Linked DNA regions of Homo sapiens: region 1 is linked to region 2. The links are chromatin contacts, found by Hi-C or POLR2A ChIA-PET in ENCODE. All regions are on one chromosome and are shown on one strand. Each heading gives the region's core, a stretch centred on a gene start or an enhancer-like site at or near the end of the contact. The rest is flanking DNA. Distances are from core to core; before and after follow the strand shown. Region 1 has its middle 18 kb from the start of MIR4720. Region 2 overlaps CMIP (c-Maf inducing protein).

The links. A loop is a pair of places that touch in the nucleus more often than their neighbours do. ChIA-PET counts read pairs that join two places held with the same protein, here RNA polymerase II (POLR2A). Pooled maps may share reads with other maps.
Region 1: a loop to region 2 is called in a pooled map, with 3 times the contacts of the local background. The contact joins two enhancer-like sites. A Hi-C loop is called at or near these places in 2 of 50 pooled maps. POLR2A ChIA-PET finds 5 or more read pairs at or near these places in 5 of 52 experiments (WTC11, activated B cell, activated CD4-positive, alpha-beta T cell and 2 more).

The regions. Positions count from the first base shown.
Region 1 is chr16:81,400,867-81,405,264 of GRCh38, forward strand. No RefSeq gene overlaps it. Among named protein-coding and RNA genes, the nearest start is that of MIR4720, 18 kb to the left of the region's middle. RefSeq lists an enhancer at 2,882-2,961. Within about 2 kb of position 2,810, at least 4 of the 41 ENCODE cell types and tissues checked have a DNase peak (open chromatin) inside an H3K27ac peak, as active enhancers do.
Region 2 is chr16:81,655,089-81,659,974 of GRCh38, forward strand. It overlaps CMIP (c-Maf inducing protein), which reads left to right. Exons shown (of 21, transcript NM_198390.3): 5 at 2,687-2,728. Among named protein-coding and RNA genes, the nearest start is that of MIR6504, 46 kb to the left of the region's middle. Within about 2 kb of position 2,832, at least 4 of the 41 ENCODE cell types and tissues checked have a DNase peak (open chromatin) inside an H3K27ac peak, as active enhancers do.

The DNA.
Region 1 (4,398 bases), core at 1,560-4,059, 250 kb before region 2:
GCACATGCCTAGCTAGTAATAATTTTTGTACGTTTTGTAGAGACGGGTTTTTGCCTTGTTGCCCAGGATGGAAATCATGTTATTTTAAAGAGACAATTTAAGAAAGTCTCTTGGGCCCCTGCCTGATGTTTCAGCCGCATCTTATTCTGCCATATAGACAGACTAGAAGAGGTATGGATAGCTTCACACTCCAACAAATTGTGCATGGATTCTGGAGCACTTAACCCCTCCAAGCCACAGCTGTCTTTAAGTGGGGACCAGCTGATCCTGGAAGAGCTGCCGGGAGGCTCACACACCAGCCTGCATGACTGTTGTGCAGTAGCCCCACCCCACGCAGGCCAGCCCCGCGTCATCATTCCTATCCTGAACCTGCAGGGCATTTTCGGTTGAGGAAATGAAGACTCATGTTTATCATCCTTTCCGGGAGAGGGATTCAAGAAACTTGGCAGGGGTGAGCCCGGATCCATGCCCGTGGCGGGAGCTCAGTGACCTCTGCTCAACCCCCTATCCTTGCTAGACCCAAATTTCTCCTTTGGACGTATCCCGGGAATCCAGAGCCCCGCAGCCTGTGACTTTAGAAAGAAAGAGGCAGGCTCCTTCTTGGCTCAGTCCTGAGTGGAACTTCCAAAGGCAGGGCTGGGATGACTTCATGTTTGGATTAGGGAATTTCAGAATGGGACAAAGCCCATCTTTATTTCAGAGCCGATGACCTAGGTCTGAGTGGGTGACCTCCCTCCTAACTGATGGGAGATGACATCTAAACTCCCGATGCTGAGTAACAAGCAATGTAGACACCAAGGGCGATGAAGCAGCCATTCAGCATTTCCTGGCACCTGCCAGCTGCCGCCCACTGTCCTGGGCACCCAGGACACCAGCCCTGCGGTGGAGGCTCTGGCCTGGCACTTTACACCTTTGCTTGAACATGAGAACCACCTGGGGAGATTCCACAAACGCCCGTGTTTGGGCTCCACCTGAGACCAATTAGAGGCAGTCCTGCTCTAATTGGTTAATTACAATCAATCTCCCAGGTGGATTTGCAACCAGGGCTGAGAGTACTAGGCTGGTGGATACTAAAACCCCACATTTTTGTTTGGTTGATTTTTTTTTTTTTTTTTTTGAGACAGCCTTGCTCTGTCGCCCAGGCTGGAGTGCAGTAGCACAATCTCCGCTCACTGCAACCTCCACTTCCCAGGTTTAAGCAACTCTCCTGCCTCAGCCTCCCGAGTAGCTGGGATTACAGGCGCCCGCCACCACGCCTGGCTAAGTTTTTGTATTTTTAGTAGAGACAGGGTTTCACCATGTTGTCCAGGCTGGTCTCTAACTCCTGACCTCAGATGACCCGCCCACCTCGGTCTCCCAAAGTGCCAGGATTACAGGTGTGAGCCACCGCGTCTCGCCCCCACATTTGTTGAGAAGTCATCTTGTGCCAGGCTTTAAGGATTTTATTTTATATATATATGTATGTATTTTAATGCTTATTCTTTTCTTTTGAGATAGGGTCTTGCTCTGTCACCCAGGCTGGAGTGCAGTGGCACGATCATGGCTCATTACAGCCTTGACCTCCTGGGCAGCGATCTTCCCCCCTCAGCCCCCTGAGTAGCTGGGACTACAGGTGCATGCAACTGCACCTGGCTAACTTGTAAATTGTTTGTAGAGATGGTCTCACTACGTTGCCCACGCTTGTCTGAAACTCCTGGGCTCAAGGGATCCTCCTACTTTGGCCTCCTAAAGTGCTGAGATTACAGGCGTGAGCCACCACGCCTGGCCAAGAATGTTATATATGTAAGTATTAGTTCCTTTCCTCTTCACATGATCCCTCTGAGGTAAGTGCTGTTATCGTTATCTCTATTTTGCAGAGGAGGAAACTGAGGCATAGCAGGCACAAGTCGGGGATCCCTGTGTGTTAGCCAGGGCCTGCTATAGCTCTGCCAGGAGGGCTGGCAAGGCAAAAGAGAGCACTGGCCTGGGAATCTGGCCCAGCGTTGATCGAGGGCCTTGGACACGGGACTTAATCTTTGCCAGGACTTCAGTTTTCTCATCTGAATAATGGGCTTGATAATAGATTTGGCTGGGTGCAGTGGCTCACACCTGTTATCCCAGCACTTTGGGAGGCTGAGGCGGGCAGATCACTTGAAGTCAGGAGTTTGAGACCAGCCTGGCCAACATGGAGAAACCCCATTTCTACTAAAAATATAAAAATTAGTCGGGTGTGGTTGTGGCTGTCTGTAATCCCAGCTACTCAGGCGGCTGAGGCAGGAGAATCGCTTGAACCGGGGAGGCAGAGTTTGCAGTGAGCCGAGATCATACCATTCCACTCCGGCCCGGGCGACAGGGCAAGACTCTGTCTCAAAAAAAAAAAAAAAAAAAAAAATAGAAGTGAAGATGAAGCTGGGTGATGGAGAATGGGGCATACCATGGCCACTCCAGGGAGAGCTGTTAGCGGGAGTGGTTCTGTGCACCCAAATACTAGCCAATAAATCAATACATAAGCAGGAAGAGTACTTCCAACCATTAAAATAATTTGAATAATATTTGAATAATTTGAATAAATAATATTATTTTAATTGATTATTGTGGGATCAATGAATTCTAAATAAAAAATGCACTAAAAGTCTGTAGTGGGTGATGGGGTGGGGGATTTAGGGGTGCCGACGGGGTAGACCCCTATTGAAAGAGGCACGAAAACTGGGAGATGAAAAGCATAGGCTCGTTTGCCCTGTGTCTTCCTTCTCACGGCAGGGGATCGGCCGGCCACCTTCTCCCTGTGACTTCCTCCCAGTCCCGTCACCAAACCCCTGAGGCCGTCCTGGCATCAGACCGCAGGCCATAAAAGCGTCCAGCAGAGGGCGCCCCAAACCCACGAGGGCCGCGGCGAAGAAGAAGGTAGCGGCCGCTGTCCTCTCCCCTCCCAGGCAGGTCCGGTGCGGAAGGGATCGCTGGACACTGGCGATGGTGGAGAGGCATGGTGGGCCGGGTCCCCCGCACCCTTCATGGCCCTGACTCGGGGCTGCCCATGACCTTCAGCGTCAGAGCTCGGTCTGGTCCATGCCTGCCTTGGGGAAGCTGCGCCGCCTCTGCACCCACCCAGGTCAGGGCCACCTTCCCTCCATTTGCAGCATGAGCAGGTCTGAGGTGGCGGCTCCGGGCTGAACAGCAGGAACTGAGTTCTTTGTCCACATGTGAGGGTGGGCAGCCCATGAACAGTCCACCCAGACACAAGTTACCCTGCCCCCGAGCCGGAATCCAGCCCTGAGACCCCACAGTGCTGCCTCTGAAACAGTGCTGGGACGTCTCTCTGAGCCTGAGCTCAGACTTTGGTGTCCCGCTGCTGAGGCCGGGGTCCCGCCGCTGTGACCGTGGCAAGGGTAAGCCCTTTGTGCACCTGTGCCGTTGCCTGTAAAATGCTGGCAGTAATCACAGTGGAGCTACCCTAGAGGTTTGCTAGGAGGGTTACATGAGCCGTGCCTGGCACGGGCCACAGAGGGTAGGTTGCACATGGCTCTTTTCCCCACTGCCCAGTTATTAATCCAGGTCACAGTTACTTCTTCCCCCAGCCTCACAGAAGATGGGGGCCACTGTAAACCCCACCCCATCCCAGATGAATCAAGCCATCACCATACCCCCCCCCTCCAAATGATCCATGCCACCATAATATGCCCTCTGGATGACTCAGACCACCACTGCCCCCTCCCCAACACACACGTACACCCTGATGGCCCCAGCAGTCTCCTAACTGTCCTCCCTGGCTCCAGCCTTGCCCTGCTCCCTTCCACCATCCACTCTGCAGCCAGACTGATTTTTCTAAAATGCAAATCTGATCACATTACTTCCTACTTAACATCCACCAACAATTTCCCAATAAACTCGGGATGAAATTCAAGCTCCTTAATGTGAGTTCTGAGGCCTTTCCTGATCTGGCTGGGGCCTGGCACTCCAGCCTCATCCCTCTGAGTGACAGCCAGAGCCCAACCATGGGGGGCCCAGGCAGGAACTGTGACACCCCCAAATTCCACTTTTTAAAATTTTATTTTATTTTAAGTTCCGGGATACATGCGCAGAATGTTCAGGTTTATTACATAGGTAAACGTGTGCCATGGTGGTTTCCTGCACTTATCAACCCATCACCTAGGTATTGAGCCCCCCACATGCATTAGCCATTTATCCTGATGCTTTCCCTCACCTCACACCCCGCTGCTGACAGGCCCCAGTGTGTGTTGTTCCCCTCCCTGTGTCCATGTGTTCTCAATGTTCAGCTCCCACTTATAAGCAAGAACACGTAGTATTTGGTTTTCTGTTCCTGTGTTACTTTGCTGAGGATAATGGCTTCCAGCTCCATCCATGTTCCTGCAAAGGACATGATCTCTTTCCTTTTTATGGCTGCATAGTATTCCATGGTGT
Region 2 (4,886 bases), core at 1,582-4,081:
TTGATACATGGCCACATTTTCATTGTCATAGGAGATGTCTGTGGTCTGAACCCCGTAAGCACCTTCAGCCAGGGGTCTGGAGCTAGTAGCTGGAAAAACAAACATCTGCCTTCGACCTCCGTGCCCTGTTTTGGGGCTGGGTTGTTTCTCTGTTCTGTTTGCCCAAGTTGTTTGCAAGGCCTCCTCTGGAGAGGTTCCAGGCATCACCAGACCAACCAGAAGGTGGAAGGATCTGGAGGGAGCAGGCAGAGGGGCATCGTGGAGGGAGCTGCTAAGGACGCAAAACAGTTCCGAGAAAGAACTGTCCGTCCACCAGCAAAGCAAAGCTGGCTGTCCCCACCCTCCCAGGCCTTTGTTGAGTTGCGTGTAAAGTGGCCGCTTAGCTCGAGAGTCAGGTGTTCCCTCTAATGCAGTGGCTATTGGTGGACATGCTCTACCAGGGGTGGAAAATGGCCCTGGGGGAGAGAAGGCTCCCTGTAGAATGCATGGGCTGTCCTGTGACTGGGACAAAGGAAATGATGTCCGTGGTCGCCAAAGCCTTCCTGGAAAGGTGCGTGGGTGGCGGCGAGGGATGGATGTGTCGAGCTGCCCTTGGCAGCCCAAAATAAGGAACTGCTTCTTGGATGGGTGGTGGAGCACTGTAGCTCAGTGGCAGGAAATATAGACTTTAGAGTAAGGACAGACGGGTTCATATCCTCACTGCAGCCCCTATTACCCTGCGCCTGCTAGTCACTGCATCCCGTCAGTCTTAGGCAGCTGATCAGTCAATGGGATAGTAGAGAACCTGTCATAATCAAAAGAAATTGGTGGCATGAGCAAAACAAAGCTCTTACACAGTGCCTGAGGCATAGAGAGCTCAGCAGTCATAAGGAGAGACCAAGGCCAGGCTTCTCCCCGAAGCTGAAAAATGACTGATAGTTAATAATCTACCATAAACAGGCTGCTCAAACTCCACTCATATCCACTAAAGAAAAAAAGCGTGTTCAGATCCAAAAAACATCCTTTCACATGCCTGCATTCTAGGTATCTTGGGTCCAACCTCACCTAGGTCAGGACGTCTCATGGGGACCGGTAGAGACTCATGTTGTTCATTCAGATGCTGACCTGGCTTCACGGCCTCCCGCAGCCCTCGGGAGCCAGCTTATTGGGCAAAAGCAAATTCATAGCTCGCAAGCTTTTCTTTTGCCTTGGCTTCTGTAAACACATTAGATACCCCCATATGCCTTAAGCCTGTCCAGGTGGTGGGAGCCATGGGGCTCTGTCTAGAACCAGAACAATCGATCTTGCCAACACTGTTCAAATGAGAGGTCTCTTTACAAGCAGCCAATGTGGCTCTTTTAGGAAATACGAATTGGCACCACTGTGTGTCCACCAAAACAGACAAGCAAAGCAGAACACACCACGAAACTAGCAAGAAAGAAGGGCGGGCACTTCTGAGTTTTCCTGTGATTCCTTGTTTATGGCACAGCCGTCTCTTTCCTTGTTCAAGTACTCACAGATGGCGGCACAGGTCGAGCATCTCTAATCGTGAAACCTGAAATGCTCCAAAGTCCAAAACTTTCTTTTTTAGAGACAGTCTCGCTCTGTCGCCCAGGCTGGAGTGTGGTGGCACAATCTCAGCTCACTGCAGCCTCCGCCTTTTGGATTCAAATGCTTCTCCTGCCTCAGCCTCCCGAGTAGCGAGTACCATGCCCAGATAATTTTTGTATTTTTTGTAGAGACGGGGTTTCACCATGTTGGCCAGGCTGATCTTGAACCCCTGGCCTCAAGCAATCCACACTCCTCAGCCTCCCAAAGTGCTGGGATTACAGGCATGGGAGCCACCATGCCTGGCCAAAAGTCCGAAACTTTCTGAGCATCAACATGACACTCAAAGGAAACGTTCATTGGAGAGTTTCAGGTTTTGCATTCTCAGACTAGGTTGCTCAACTGGTTAAGTATAATGCAGATATTCCAAAATTTAAAAAAAAAAAATGGAAATCCAAAACACATGTTCCCAAGCATTTTCAGTAAGGGATGTTCAACCTGTAACAGTTACCAATTATTTAAGAAAAGTCCAGATTGGGAAGGAAACAGGACCCCTAAAATTTCAGCAAATGTAATCCATTCAACCTAATTATGTTTTTGCAAGTCAGTTGCTAGAATTTGAATTCAGCTAAAACATCTCGGGCCCACTCACGGAACTTCATGTTCCTTGGGAACTTAGTTTGAGAAGCACTGAAATCATATACGTGTTACTCCTAAAAGGCTGCCTGGCACAGATTAGGACTCTTGAAAGGTCTGTTTCTTTACATACTTATTATGAACCTGCCTTCTGGCTTCTAAGCAGTTTCACTTTGACGAGGGCCAGATCCTCTCCCAATAGCCTATTGAGGTTACTGGAAGCCCTGTTGACCGAAGCAGGAACTGAGTCTCCCCTAGACTCGACTCACTCAAGGTCACATAACTCAAGCCCCGAAACAGGGACAAGAACTCAGTTCTCCCTGCCCCAAAACCATACCTTCTCCCCCTTCCCGACCTTGCCCCTGAGGGTGTTCTGATCTGTTTAATTAAGAAAAAATGACAGTGACAGTTGGTCTGTGACGCTGAAGATGTTTCAAAACTGTGGATCTTGAAATCCAAATGCTCGTTTTCTTAATTTTCTTTTGTTTTGTTTTCCTCCTGCTGTCTCCATTCAATCCTTTAGAACACAAACTTGACCACCCAGGAGCATGAAAACATCATTGTGGTAAGTTCCTCTCGAACACGCTCCCTCCACCCACCTCCGCCTCCTGGAGCCTACAACCCTTTTCCTGGTTTGGGGTAATTCTGGCGCCTGCGTAATCCACCAGCATCTGGCCTTGCTCCGTTTTGTCTTTTCTAGCAAGCCGGACGCACCTCCCTCTGCCTTTGCATATTTCAGAGCCCCAGTTGATAGGAGCGGGAGTGTAATTGTCTGTCTTTGAGGTTTGTAGCAAATGTATCATAATCGCCTCCTCCTTCCTGCGTCTCTGCCTAGGGAGTTGAAGGCAGGAGATGGCAGAGCCCGTATAATTTATTCAGAGGCATCACCCCATTAGCTGAAAGGTAAACGTTCTCTTTCTTGCCCCAGGACATGTCTCCCAATTAATCCACAAATAGAACTTGGATTTAATTCCCTGTGATACATAAAGTGAGATGCTATTTTCTGGGACTCTACCATGATGTAAGCATTTTTGGGGTAAAATATCTTCCTGAATGACTTTTAGCTACGAAACCTAACTCTCACTTGAGAGAAGAAAGAAATGAAATTGCACCTGCTAGATGGTAAGCACCATGCTATGTATTTGAATTCACAGATAACCTAGTCCCTAAGGAGTTCATCATCTATTGTAGGAAGACAAAAGTGATCACCGCAAAAAATAGAGACATTGAGTGCAGAGAGTAAGTAGAGTGATAAACTCCCCTGGGAAAGGAGCCAGAAAGCTTCCTAGAGGTAGTGCTATCTGAGCTGGGTTTTGAAGGATCAATAGGAGTTTTCCAGGTGGCAAAACGGGATAAAAGCATCCCAGAGAGAAGAAACAAAATGTGCAAGAGCACAAAGATTTAAAGCAACGTAGTGTGTTCTGGAAGCTTCAGCATTGCTGGAGCATAAAGCATAAGGAAATGAGAAGCAGGCGGATGGGAGATGAAATAGAAGCAAGAGGCAGAGCCTTTTGTGCCCAGGAGGGGACCTTGGAACTAACCTGCCTGGGATGTCTCCTGGCTGCAAGGTACAGAACAAGAGCAGCATCAGTCACTAGGCCCCTCACGCTCCTCTAGCCGAATCAGGGCCTTGGGGGACCCACTCAGTCGGCCCTGGCAAGCCTAGCTGGGTACTGTATGCACAAAATGAGGTGAGCCCCAGGCCTTTGATTGTGGAGAGTCAAGGCAGCAGCTTCTGCCTTTGCTGTCAGCTCCAGTGTCTGGCACGTAGTGGGCTCTCAGTGGGTGTTTGCTAACGCTAACAGTATAGAGGTTTTCTCCATGCTTTCACCCGGACTGTCCATTGCCTTCTCTTGCCAGAACAGGAGGACAAGTCAACCTGGGCACCCCCAATCACTCACCACCACCTTTTTCTGGCATAGTATTAATTCATCAATTCATTTAACGAACTTTGCTGAGCATGTGAGTCTGACTATGTGCCAGACACAGATAGAGAGCTGGACAAGACTTGAGGCCTGCCATTGAGGACTGAATGTGTGCTGAGAGAACCTGGCAGATCAACAGATAATACAAAAATAACATGGCCAAGGGCTGAGGTTTGTTCTGGGTGTTAGAGGGGGTGCAGAGGATAGGTACTTAACCTCTGTCAGGGAGGGTCCTGGGAGGATGATGATGGAGGACTTCCAGGAGGAGGTGACCAAGGTGAATCTTAAAGGATAGATAGGAGAATGTCAGGTAAACGGAGCAAGCTGGGGAAGGCAGTTCAGGCAGGGGGACTTACATGTGCAAAGGCAAAGTGGTAAGACGGGCTGCTGCAGAACCAGGAGCAAGCATGAGAGCTGGAAGGAGGTACTGCCTTCCTCTCCCTGCCAGCAACACCTGTGGGTCCCACTGAGTGCCTGGAAGCCCTGGATGGAGGACAAGGGCTTGCATTCAGGACAAGCCTGGGAAAGAAATTTTGATCTGAGAAATCCAGGCTGCATTTATCCAGCTAATGTGGCTGAACTGAACCCTTAATTGGGTCAGGTTGAGCTTCCCGGCTCAGCAGGAATGCCTGAGAACAGGAAAGAATTTGATCTGAGGGTCTGACCCTCACCCCTGCATTTTACAGCCTCCCCTTCCAGCATTCTTTTATTACTATTGCTGTTGTCATTATTATGATGCCTTCTGGAGCCTCCTTTCATTCCAACAGTTACATCCTCTTATTTGCCCTATTGGCAATT